Regions from separate parts of the Homo sapiens genome. Here region 2 is linked to region 1. The links are chromatin contacts, found by Hi-C or POLR2A ChIA-PET in ENCODE. All regions are on one chromosome and are shown on one strand. The core of a region is the stretch at or near the end of the contact, and the rest is flanking DNA. Distances in the headings are between cores, read along the strand shown.

Region 1 (5,492 bases), core at 991-3,490:
TTAACCATTACACGATAGCTACCTCCCAAACTTGCTTACATACATAGAACAAAGATATGATTAATATCAAGGACTTCCTATATTTCAAAAGCCTGTAAAGTTAGGCAGACTGCAACAATAATCTATCTTACTAATATTATACATTATTATCAGTGTAACTAGCTATATACTAATTTACCTGGATAATGATTCGTGTATTACCAAAGAAAGCCATGAAATATTAACAGCATGGGGAAACAGAATCATCTATCACACATGAACCAACTATTTTACTAGTTTTAAGCATGTCAGCTTGAAGTATACATCATTTGTAATGAATAACATCAGAACTTGATTGCTAACTAAATGCAGACTCACTTCCGCTCATTTTCATTTATTGTGCATATTGCATTATATATGCTTGTTGGAAAAAGGTGGAGTTGCAGCTAACTTGCAGAGAAATTAACCACGTAACTATGAGTATACACATAAGTTTATGTCTAGGATATAGACTTCTGAGACATCTGTCACTATCTAAAGCCACAAGAGGCACAGAGTAAATATCCAAGTATTTATAGAAGGAAGAATGGCAGGGGCCGGGTGTGGTGGCTCACGGCTGTAATCCCAGCACTTTGAGAGGCTGAGGTGGGTGGATCACAAGGTCAGGAGTTTGAGACCAGCCTAACCAACATGGTGAAACCCCGTCTCTACTAAAAATACAAAAATTAGCCAGGTGTGGTGGCACGCACCTGTAATCCCAGCTACTCAGGAGGCTGGGGCAGGAGAACTGCTTGAATCTGGGATGCAGAGGTTGCAGTGAGCTGAGATTGCGCCATGGTACTCCAGCCTGGGCGACAGAGCAAGACTCTGTCTAAAAAAAAAAGAAGGAAGAATGGCAGGAAAGGAAAGAACTAAGAGCCCTTGCTTTAGAGGGGAAAGTATTTGTAAAAAGTCATCAGAGCCTGCGTGCAGTGGCTCACACCTGTAATCCCAGCACTTTGGGAGGCTGAGGTGGGAGGATCGCTTGAGCCCAGGAGTTCTAGACTAATCTGAGCAACAAAGTTAAGACCCTGTCTCTACAAAAAAATTAAAAAATAAAACAACACTTTAAAAGTCACCAGAAAACACACTAGATGAGATAAGAAAATGTCACAAATATGGTTCTGGCCCCATTAAGTTCTTCTAGATATTTTTTACTCAAGACTTTCTTTGTTCCCCTGAAACTCAGAAAGAAAATATTCAGGGATGCCAGGCACTAAAATGGCCAGAATTTTTAGAAAAGACTATGACACTAATATATGCAATATATTTAAATATGTAATACGTAAACTAATAAATGCACAGGAGCACTTAATTTAATACGGTTCAAGGCTGAAAGTAGCAAAATGAACGGAGTAACTAAGTTCCCTTAACATGAACTGGAGCCACTGAGAGATTTCTCTTTAAGAGCTGATACTCATTCTCTCTCCCCCTCAACCTGTCTCAAACTCTCAATTGAATCTTTGATGCTGTTGATATAAACTCATTACATAATCACTTGGCCTTTAGACTTCCTGAATGATATTTCAATTTTAATAAGACATGATGTGTACAAGTGGAAGGATTTGCTTGTACATTCTAACTATTGACTCAAACTGAAAGACCAAATTCTGAAAAAAACCTGTTTCTAAAACTAATCTCTTTGAAAAGATGAAATTCTGCAAATTAAATCAAACATACATTCTAAAACATCAGAACTAACAGTTATCTTCTGTTCCTCTTTGAGAGCTATGCTATGTTAAAAATCTGCCTCTTAAAGTCCTCAAAAGCTTCAAGATAAATGCCACAGAGTCCAGAAGAGCTCACCAGTAAAAAGATAGCAGGGATAAATAAGAATTGAGATCTTAGATTAACAAAATAGAAAGTGAAGAGACAAAAATGTTAGAAGCACAGGTTCAGTTTAGCTATGAGAGCAAGCAGAAACACGTTTAAAACTTCAAAAAGTTCAACACCATGTTTAGGAATGGGTCCATTAGGACAGACCACAAAAGTATAATACTAACAAGAAATAGGACAGAATGTAATCATTAAAGGAGAGTGTGCAGGAAACTAAATGAGAAAAGGTCTTAAGAGGGGTTTGGAACCTGGCATTACAGCCACATGCCTATTTTTTTCTTGGCCATTTTGGACTAATTTCATCCCCTGGGTTCTATAACATGACAAGCTACATGACAAAATTAGAGACATTTTTAAGCACCACAGGAAATATATTTTTCAGACTGCATCACAGTTCCTCAAAATATCACCTGTGATTGATTGTCATGATGTGCTAAGTCAGGCACGTGCCTTGAATGCCCAAGTGGCTGCTGTAGTTGACTGCTGTGGCAGTAACCATGACACAAAATACATGTGGATGGGATTATTTTAAATTCACAAGTGCTTACAAAAAGAAAATGACAAATTCAAGTCCATTAACTCTCACCTCAGGCCACAGTCTGAGCACCACAGCTTTCACGCCCAGTCTAAAAGCAGCTCTTACTTTTTGTAGCTACAAAGTTAGTACTGCTGAAACTCGTATACCAAACTTAGTTGTGTGACTTGCTGAATTACAAACAACAGGTGAATTTACAGTCCCTCCACACTTCTCATGTGAAAGTTAGGAAACTGACTGGTAAAGAATGGGATTCTGAAACTTGGAAAGGAGACACCTGGTTGGACCTAAATGAACATGAGTCCATCATACTTCAAAAAGACAAAGCCAGAAAAAAAAAAATTCAAGGCAGCTTTAAAATAAATCCTCATTTTGAAAAGAATTAAGATTTATCCTACCTTTCTAGTAGGAGCTCATAAGAATGCCAACTTATATGTACAAGAAATAACAGAAATAGTCAAATATCATTTTGCAACCCATGATGAAATTATTATTATTTTTAGAGACAGTCTTGTTCTGTTGCCCAGACTGGAGTGCACTGGCACAATCGTGGCTCACTGCCACCTTGAACTCCTGGGGTCAAGTGATCCTTCCTGCCTCAGCCTCTTGAGTAGCTGGGACTACAGGTGCATGCCAACATGCTTGGTTAATGTATTATTTTTTTTTTGAGACAGGCTCTTGCTATGTTGCCCAGGCTGGTCTTGAATGCCTGACATCAAGCAACCGTCCCACCTCAGCCTTCCAACGTGCTGGAATTATAAGCATAAACCACATTGCCTGGCCCATAATGAAATTATTGATTAAGGTAGGGATTATCTACTGGAATGTAAAACAATTAGGCTAAAGTCTGATAGGGAATTGAACATTCATAAACTAACAAGCTACCATCACACAAACTACATTATATTACAAAGGAGGAAAGTGAACTTTAAAAATGGAAGGAACAGACTTTCATCTTAATCCAGTGGTCAACCCTAGCATCACTAATAGAAGGTCAACTGAACGCTGTATATATACTAAGACATAGCATCAAGTACCTATGATATATTCTAGCCCAAAATATTTAACTTTAAAAAACTAATCCTCTAAGCCTCTCAGTTTTTCTCAATCAGGATTCTAGGAAAGAATTATATCCTATAGGTTGGGTGTGGTGGTTCACGTTTGTAATCTCATCATTAAGGGAGGCCAAGGAGAGAGGATCACTTGAGACCAGGTTTGAGACCATAGAGAAGCTCTATATCTACAAAAAAAAAAAATTGTATAGAATTAAGCCCTTCAGAAAATTATCTGAGTGCCCATCTTCTTAATTATCCTAAGGGCGGTATATAGCTAGAACCATTATTAATGTAGAGGAAAGAATTCATTACATATAACGAATAGCTTTAGGCTTAATTCTCTTGAGGAACCCCTACTGAGAAGGGCTGTTTTAGATACAACTTCCAATTAGAGGAAATACAGAGAAAAGAAAAACATGCTAAAGGAAACGAAGGAGAGGCAATCAGAAAATCATAAAGGTAAGATAATTCTATAAAATGACTGGTACAATCTCTTCAACAAGTCATGTTATTTTAAACAAGGAACAGAATGTGGGACTGTGACTAAGAACCTGATACAAGGCATAGTTACAGATTGGATATTCTTTGTAAAAAGTATCTTTTTTTGTTTTTTCTTTTTGTTGAGATGGAGTCTCACTCTGTCGCTCAGGCTGGAGTGCAGTGGTGCCATCTCGGCCCACTGCAACCTCTGCCTCCCGGGTTCAAGCAATTCTCCTGCCTTGGCCTCCCGAGTAGCTGGGACTACAGCTGCATGCCACCACGCCCAGCTAATTTTTGTGTTTTTAGTAGAGACGGGGTTTCACCATGTTGGCCAGGATGGTCTCGAGCTCCTGACCTTGTGATCTGCCAGCCTTGGCCTCCCAAAGTGCTGGGATTACAGGCATGAGCCACCACGCCCAGCCTGTAAAGAATATCTTAGGACCAACTGGTGAAATGTGAATATGGTCTGGGTTTATCAGATGATATGAAAACTTACTAACTTGAAAAGGTAAGCAGATGACTGAAAAAGCAAGATGCAGAAGAATAAGTAAAGTATAACTTCATTTGGGCTTAAAAAATCTGTATATATATCCATAAATATGTTCATAGAGGATATGTATTAAAGGGTTAACTGTATGATCTCCAGATGGTTTGAGTGAAATTTGCTGTACATATTTTCTAATTTTCCATAAAACTATTTCTTTAAAATAAATGGCTAAGTGAAAAACATATATTTAACTTAAAAGAATTATTTTTCAATGAATTTCTTTTTTCTTTTTCTTTCTTTTTTTTTTTTTTTTTTTTGAGATGGAGTCTCCCTCTGTTGCCCAGACTGGAGTGCAGTGGTGCAATCTTGGCTCACTGCAACCTCCGCCTCCCAGGTTCAAGAGATTCTCCTGCCTCAGCCTCCCGACTAGCTGGGACTACAGGAGTGCACCACCATACCTGGCTAATTTTTGTATTTTTAGTACAGACAGGGTTTCACTATGTTGGCCAGGCTGGTCTCAAACTCCTGACCTCAAGTAATCCACCCGCCTCAGCCTCCCAAAGTGCTGGGATTACAGGGGTGAGCCACTGCACCCAGCCCTCCAATGAATTTCTAATACAAAACTGAACACAATTTTTAATAGAATTTTAATTTTTTTTCAAACTAAAAGATCTATGAACTTGCTATACTGAAACACATCTCTGAAAAATAATTTACTACAGGTTAAGTATCCCTAATCCAAAACTCCAAAATGCTCCAAAATCCAAAACTTTTTGAGTGCCAACATAACGCTCAAAGGGAATGCTCACTGGAGCATTTCAGATTAGGAATGCTGAACCACAAAGTATAATGCAAATATTCCAAAATTTTAAAAACTCAGAAATCCTAAATACTACTTTTTTTACCCTACCCTAAACCCTTCTGGTCCCAAGCCTTTCAGTAAGGGATATTCAACCTGTATCCACATTATTGAGAAAATTAAGCTGGACTATAAAGACTTAAAAATGAGATATGGGCTAATCAATTTATTAGCATCTACTTTAGGAACCAGTAAACATTTTCTATAAAGAACCAGATAAAC
Region 2 (5,492 bases), core at 2,058-4,557, 160 kb after region 1:
CCACTGCAACATCCGCCTCCTGGGTTCAAGTGAATCTGCCTGCCTCAGCCTCCTGAGTAGCTGGGATTACAGGTGCCTGCCAAACCACGCCCAGCTAATTCTTGTATTTTTAGTAAAGATGGGGTTTTGCAATATTGGCCAGGCTGGTCTTGAACTCCTGACCTCAGGTGATCTGCCCTCCTCGGCCTCCCAAAGTGCTGGGATTACCGGTGTGAGCCACAGCACCTGGCCAAAAAAGTTAACTTTTAAGTAAAAGTGCTTCTGAGACAAGTCCTGAGTTCCCCTTCCTCTGGTGCAATAGACACTTGACTTTGAGATCCAGTTGGCTCTCATGGAGTAATGATTGACTCACAATATTGAAGATTCCTCCCCTGTGTTTTCTCTATCTTAAGGAGAAGTTTTTCAGCACTGATACTGTAATTATTTCAGCCAATACTTTTGATCACTTCCATTTGCCTGCAAAGCCAGAAACTTCTCTCAAGAAGATTATAGCTGAGTATGTAAAACAAAATATATGTACAACTGTAATACCAACAAGCACAGTGGTAAGTTATAACAAGATATACGAAGTAATAGAAATTAAGAAGTGAGAATATCTTCAGGCGAAGGCAACTGGGAAGCTGGAGCTCAAAGTTTAAGGCTGTGTTAAAACACAACCTAAAGTTCCCAGTAGAAGCTTGCTATAGACTTTTGGTGGCTCTGAGAATTCCCCTGGTCACCTCAGTGTGAGGGGTGGGTGATTCTTAACCTCTGGTGGGTTTTGTTGCAGTTTAGCTGCTGTGGAGGGATTTCCTACAAGGACTGGTCTCAGAACATGTATTTCAACTGCTCAGAAGACAACCCCAGTCGAGAGCGCTGCTCTGTGCCTTACTCCTGTTGCTTGCCTACTCCTGACCAGGTGAGCCAGCATCCTGCCTCATTTCCTCCTAGGCAGCGAGCTGAGTCACTTTCTGATGGGGGCAGCTGCTACTGGGGATCCCCATCCCCTAGCTTCACCGATCAGTCATGTGGGACAGCTGTCAGGTGTTTTTCTTCACCCCAACCTGATGCTTCTATTAACCTCATACTCATGTAGTCCACATGGAGTTCAGAAGGGACAGATTTAAGTTTTAAGTTCAGATTCAGTACCTGTGCAGGTTTGTTATATAAGTAAACTTGTGTCTTAGGGGTTTGTTGTACAGATTATTCCACCACCCAGAGCAAAGAGACCTGGATCCTGACCTCTCAGAGGAAGGGAAGTCTGCATTTGGCAACTTCCAACCCAATATCCTCCACATATATTCTCTGACAATTTAGGAGTTTGGGAAGGGTGGGAAGCCCATCAGCTAAGGCCCCAAACAAAAAGTTATTGGAATTACAGTCCCAATTGGCTTTTCAACTCTTTCCCCAGGCAGTGATCAACACTATGTGTGGCCAAGGTATGCAGGCCTTTGACTACTTGGAAGCTAGCAAAGTCATCTACACCAATGGCTGTATTGACAAGTTGGTCAACTGGATACACAGCAACCTATTCTTACTTGGTGGTGTGGCTCTAGGCCTGGCCATCCCCCAGGTAACTTACCCTGTGAGACTTGTTGGTCCCACACACTCTGTAAAGACTCCTTTGTTTTGGGGAAGGCACCTGGGGATCAGCGAGGGTGTCAGGCACTGACATGGCTGAGGGGTAGGGAAAGGGATAGTGCTGGCCGCACTGGGAAGATCGAGCCAGGGAAAACAAGGCCATCACTCACTGCTGAGTGCCCAATTCCTTCTTGCCTCTCCCAGCTGGTGGGAATTCTGCTGTCCCAGATCCTAGTGAATCAGATCAAAGATCAGATCAAGCTACAGCTCTACAACCAGCAGCACCGGGCTGACCCATGGTACTGAGAATCCATCCTGCACCTCCTCACCATGGAAACTGGCAAGCCTCATAAACGAACAGCAGTGGGTGCTGAAAGCAGCACCAAATGGAGATTTGGATTCCAGCCCCCCAGTGACAGCCCAGTGGGAAGAAGCAAACTCCAGATGGGCAGAAGGCAGGGTGCACAGGTGGCTCCAGTCTCAGGAGGATGCGCCTCCTCTCCCCCATCCCAGCCCTCAGCATTGTGCCAGAGTGATACCCTTAAGTGTTTGGGTTTATGTTTTCAGTTTTGTTTGGGAAACAGCAGTTGCACAGAGAGTTGGGGGTACTGCTGCTGCCTTTTCACCGAGGCACTGCCACCACCAGCTCTAGCAGGGATGCTCCTGAGCTTGGCGGACATACTTAGATCCTAACGTGCCAGTGAGACCTGGCTGTGGAGAGTAGCACTGGCAGCCCTGCCTGGACTCCACTTGGCATGATACCAGCTCCAGAAGGGAAGGGAGTGGAGCAGGCAGTGAGGAGAGAGCCTGGGGGTCGGCTGGGGACAGCCGTATGTGCTAGGTAGGAGTGGAGGGAGATATGTTTACCAAATGCCTGTCCTGCCATCCTCCCAGGTAGTCAGAGTGAGCTACATCCTGCCCCGCCTTCATTTCCATGGAAACATGGCAGCTAGGACACGGGGTACAACAGCAGCCAAATTCTTCCCCACCTCCCTTACTTCGAAAAAAAGTTTGGAACCCTGGTCCCTATACTCTGCAGTCAGAAGTGGGACTGAGCCATACATGCCCTTGAATTCCTCCCTGTCTGGCCCTCCCTCTCCAGCAAGCAGGGTTTTCTTTAACTTGGCAGTGTGCAGAGGAGAAGTGGTAACACCCCCACCCCATTCCCCTGCATCGGAGCTCAGTATTCCTACAGGGTAAGAGGTAGGAATCTTGCTGGGACGAGGGGAGCCAGAAGTGGCAATAAAAGCGTGTTGACCTGGGCTACGCGGGACTCCATGAATTTTCCATTCTGGCAACTGGAAGGGGAGGTGTAGAAGGGCCCTGCAGAGGACGGCACTGGAGACTCTCCTAAACGCCACACACCTCCCCCTTGCTGCCCGCCACACGCGCGTCTCCTTCAACCGATGCATTGCCACCCTCCCACAGCCTCGCCCTCTGCTCTAAATTAGGTCGAAAGAGTCCCAGTTCCAATCTAGGAACAGCATAATTTTGTTCCAAAACCTGATCTGTGTTTTTCTAATTAAAATTAATTTGTCACCCAAAACAGGAGGGGGATGGGGAGGAGGGACATGAGCACTCCGCTGGGGCCGGGACGGGGAATGAGGAGGAAGAAGGCCCTCTCTTCCCCTACCCGGGCCCTCCAGGACCTTCTCCCTGAGTCGGCTGTAGGGAGGACTCCGAGGAAGCTCGGCGCGGTGCGCTGGGCCTCCTGGCGCCGGGAGGAGCGCGCGAGGCAGGCGGGGCGGGCGCGTCCGGGGCGGGGCGCTGGACTTCGTGGGTGGTCCCCGCCCCCGCGGCGGCCTAGGCCCGCGCCTGCGTCCCCCAACCCGGAGGAGATGGGGGGCTGTGCTAGCTGCTTGCCCAGCGAGTGTTCCCGGAGTCTCCTCGCCGCACCCCGCTATCGGGCGCTCAGACCAGGGGCTCGGCCTGGCGGGAAATAGCCTCGACCGAACTGCTGCGGGGACAAAGAGCCGCGAGTTCGCTCCCTGCCCCCAGTGTCTCCTAAGCGAGCCTTCTGCTCCTAGGAAGGCGCCTTTCCAGCAGCCGCTGGGACCCTGGCCAGTGTTTAGCTCCCAACTAGTAACAGACGGAAAGAAAAAATAAAATTATCCAGAATCTAGAATAAAAAGTAAGGGCCTTTTATTCTGGGAGAGGACAGTTAAAAAGCGCGCTTTCTTGCTAACTTGCCTTTCTTGGTTAGTGCCAGAGACGTGCACTTTATAAACTTATTTAAGTGACACGGACCCAGAAGTCGATGTCTTGGGTTAGAGGTTGGAGTGATGCGCCCTCTGGGTTCAGCGGCTTTGAGGAGCTCACCCTGCAGCGGGCTCCGTTTGGGGCCCCTTGGAGGAAGTAAGACCAGGAACCGTGATCCTCAGAATGATTATTCAAATCTGGATTTTCAAAACTAAGAACTACACTTTCACCATCGCCTCTACTGTCTCTCAGTATCTAGCCTCCTGGGTCTGGACTAAAAGGCTGGGAACTTCTGCCCATGCCCCAGACTTTATAACGCACAGAGCAAATGTTCAGTATAGTGCAGTTCAGGGTTCCTAGCTAGATTGCAAATTGCCAATGTCTCTGATTCTCAGTCTGTAGCTTTCTTTCTCTTCGGCCTGATGCTGGGGAAGAAAATACGCGAAGTTTTATATTTCATGTTTGCTCCTTGAATTTCTACCTATTTCTAGTAACCCTCCTCCCAAACACACACTGTTACCAGACACACACTGTTACCGGGAGTCCTTCCCAAGAGAGGGTTCTTGGATCTGACACAAGAAAGAATTCAGGGCAAGTCCATAAAGTGAAAGCAAGTTTATTAGAAAAGTAAAGGAATAAAGAATGGCTACTCCATAGACAGAGCAGCCCCAAGGGCTGCTGGTTGCCCATTGTTAGGGTTATTTCTTGATGATATGCTAAACAAGGGGTGGATTATTCATGCCTCACCTTTTTAGACCATGTAAGGTAACTTCCTGACGTTGCCATGGCATTTGTAAACTGTCGTGGTGCTGATGGGAGCGTAGCAGTGAGGACGACCAGAGGTCACTCTCGTCAACATTTTGGTTGTGGTGGGTTTTGGCCGGCTTCTTTACCGCAATCTGTTTTATCAGCAAGGTATTTCTGACCTGTATCTTGTGCCGACCTCCTATCTCATCCTGTGACTTAGAATGCCTTAATCTGCTGGGAATGCAGCCCAGTAGGTCTCAGCCTTATTTTACCCAGCGCCTATTGAAGATGGAGTTGCTCTGGTTCAAATGCTTCTGACACCACTACTTTAGAATAGCTAATCAAATGTAGGCCGCAAAGGTGGTTGAATGAAAGGAGATTCTTGGGGACAGCAGAAATCAGGCTTGGTACACAGAGGTGGAGAGAAAGGCCTGAAGGATGGTGAAAACCTGCCAGGGTGGCATGCCAAGAAAGGCACCACTAAGTTCTGCGGGCCTTAAGCCCTGCAGTTAAACAAAGACTTGTGCCCAGAAGAGCAAATTTTGCAGAATGTTCAGTGAAATTCTGATTTCCTCCTATCAGGTTTTTATTGCTACTGTTACAAATTACCAGACATTTAGTAGTTTAAAGCAACACAAATTTATCTTACATTCTGGAAGTAAGAAGTCCAAAATGGGTCTCACTGAGCTAAGATCAAGGTGTGAGCAGGGCTGTATTCCTTCTTGGGGGCTTCAGGGGAGAATCCATCTTTCCTGCTCCCAGAGGCCGCGTGCATACCTTTGGGTGGTCCCTTTCTCCAACTTCTGTCATCACATCTCCTTTTTCTCTGACTCTCCTACTGCCCCCTGACAGGACCCCTGTGATTGTATTGGCCCATCTAGATTATCCAGGATGCCCTTCCCCCATGAAGATCATGAATCTCGCCACGTCTACAAAGTCCCTTTTAGTATGTAAGGAAAGAGATGCATCGGTTCTAGGGATTAGGG

Evidence for each region. Hi-C counts contacts between places; a loop is a spot of excess contacts on that map. ChIA-PET counts read pairs that join two places held with the same protein, here RNA polymerase II (POLR2A). Pooled maps may share reads with other maps.
Region 2: a map with no recorded cell type shows a loop between it and region 1 (5-fold over the local background). The contact joins two enhancer-like sites. A Hi-C loop is called at or near these places in 3 of 37 single-sample maps with no recorded cell type and 3 of 50 pooled maps. POLR2A ChIA-PET finds 5 or more read pairs at or near these places in 2 of 52 experiments (OCI-LY7 and activated CD4-positive, alpha-beta T cell).

The regions. Positions count from the first base shown.
Region 1 is chr7:129,007,296-129,012,787 of GRCh38, forward strand. The region is part of intron 4 of TNPO3 (transportin 3); the gene reads right to left. Among named protein-coding and RNA genes, the nearest start is that of TNPO3, 45 kb to the right of the region's middle. Within about 2 kb of position 2,241, at least 3 of the 41 ENCODE cell types and tissues checked have a DNase peak (open chromatin) inside an H3K27ac peak, as active enhancers do.
Region 2 is chr7:129,166,009-129,171,500 of GRCh38, forward strand. TSPAN33 (tetraspanin 33) reads left to right here. Exons shown (of 8, transcript NM_178562.5): 6 at 770-898; 7 at 1,391-1,552; 8 at 1,765-3,691. The coding sequence ends at 1,866. Among named protein-coding and RNA genes, the nearest start is that of SMO, 20 kb to the right of the region's middle. RefSeq lists a silencer at 3,179-3,398 and enhancers at 3,769-3,818, 3,888-4,757. Within about 2 kb of position 3,308, at least 13 of the 41 ENCODE cell types and tissues checked have a DNase peak (open chromatin) inside an H3K27ac peak, as active enhancers do.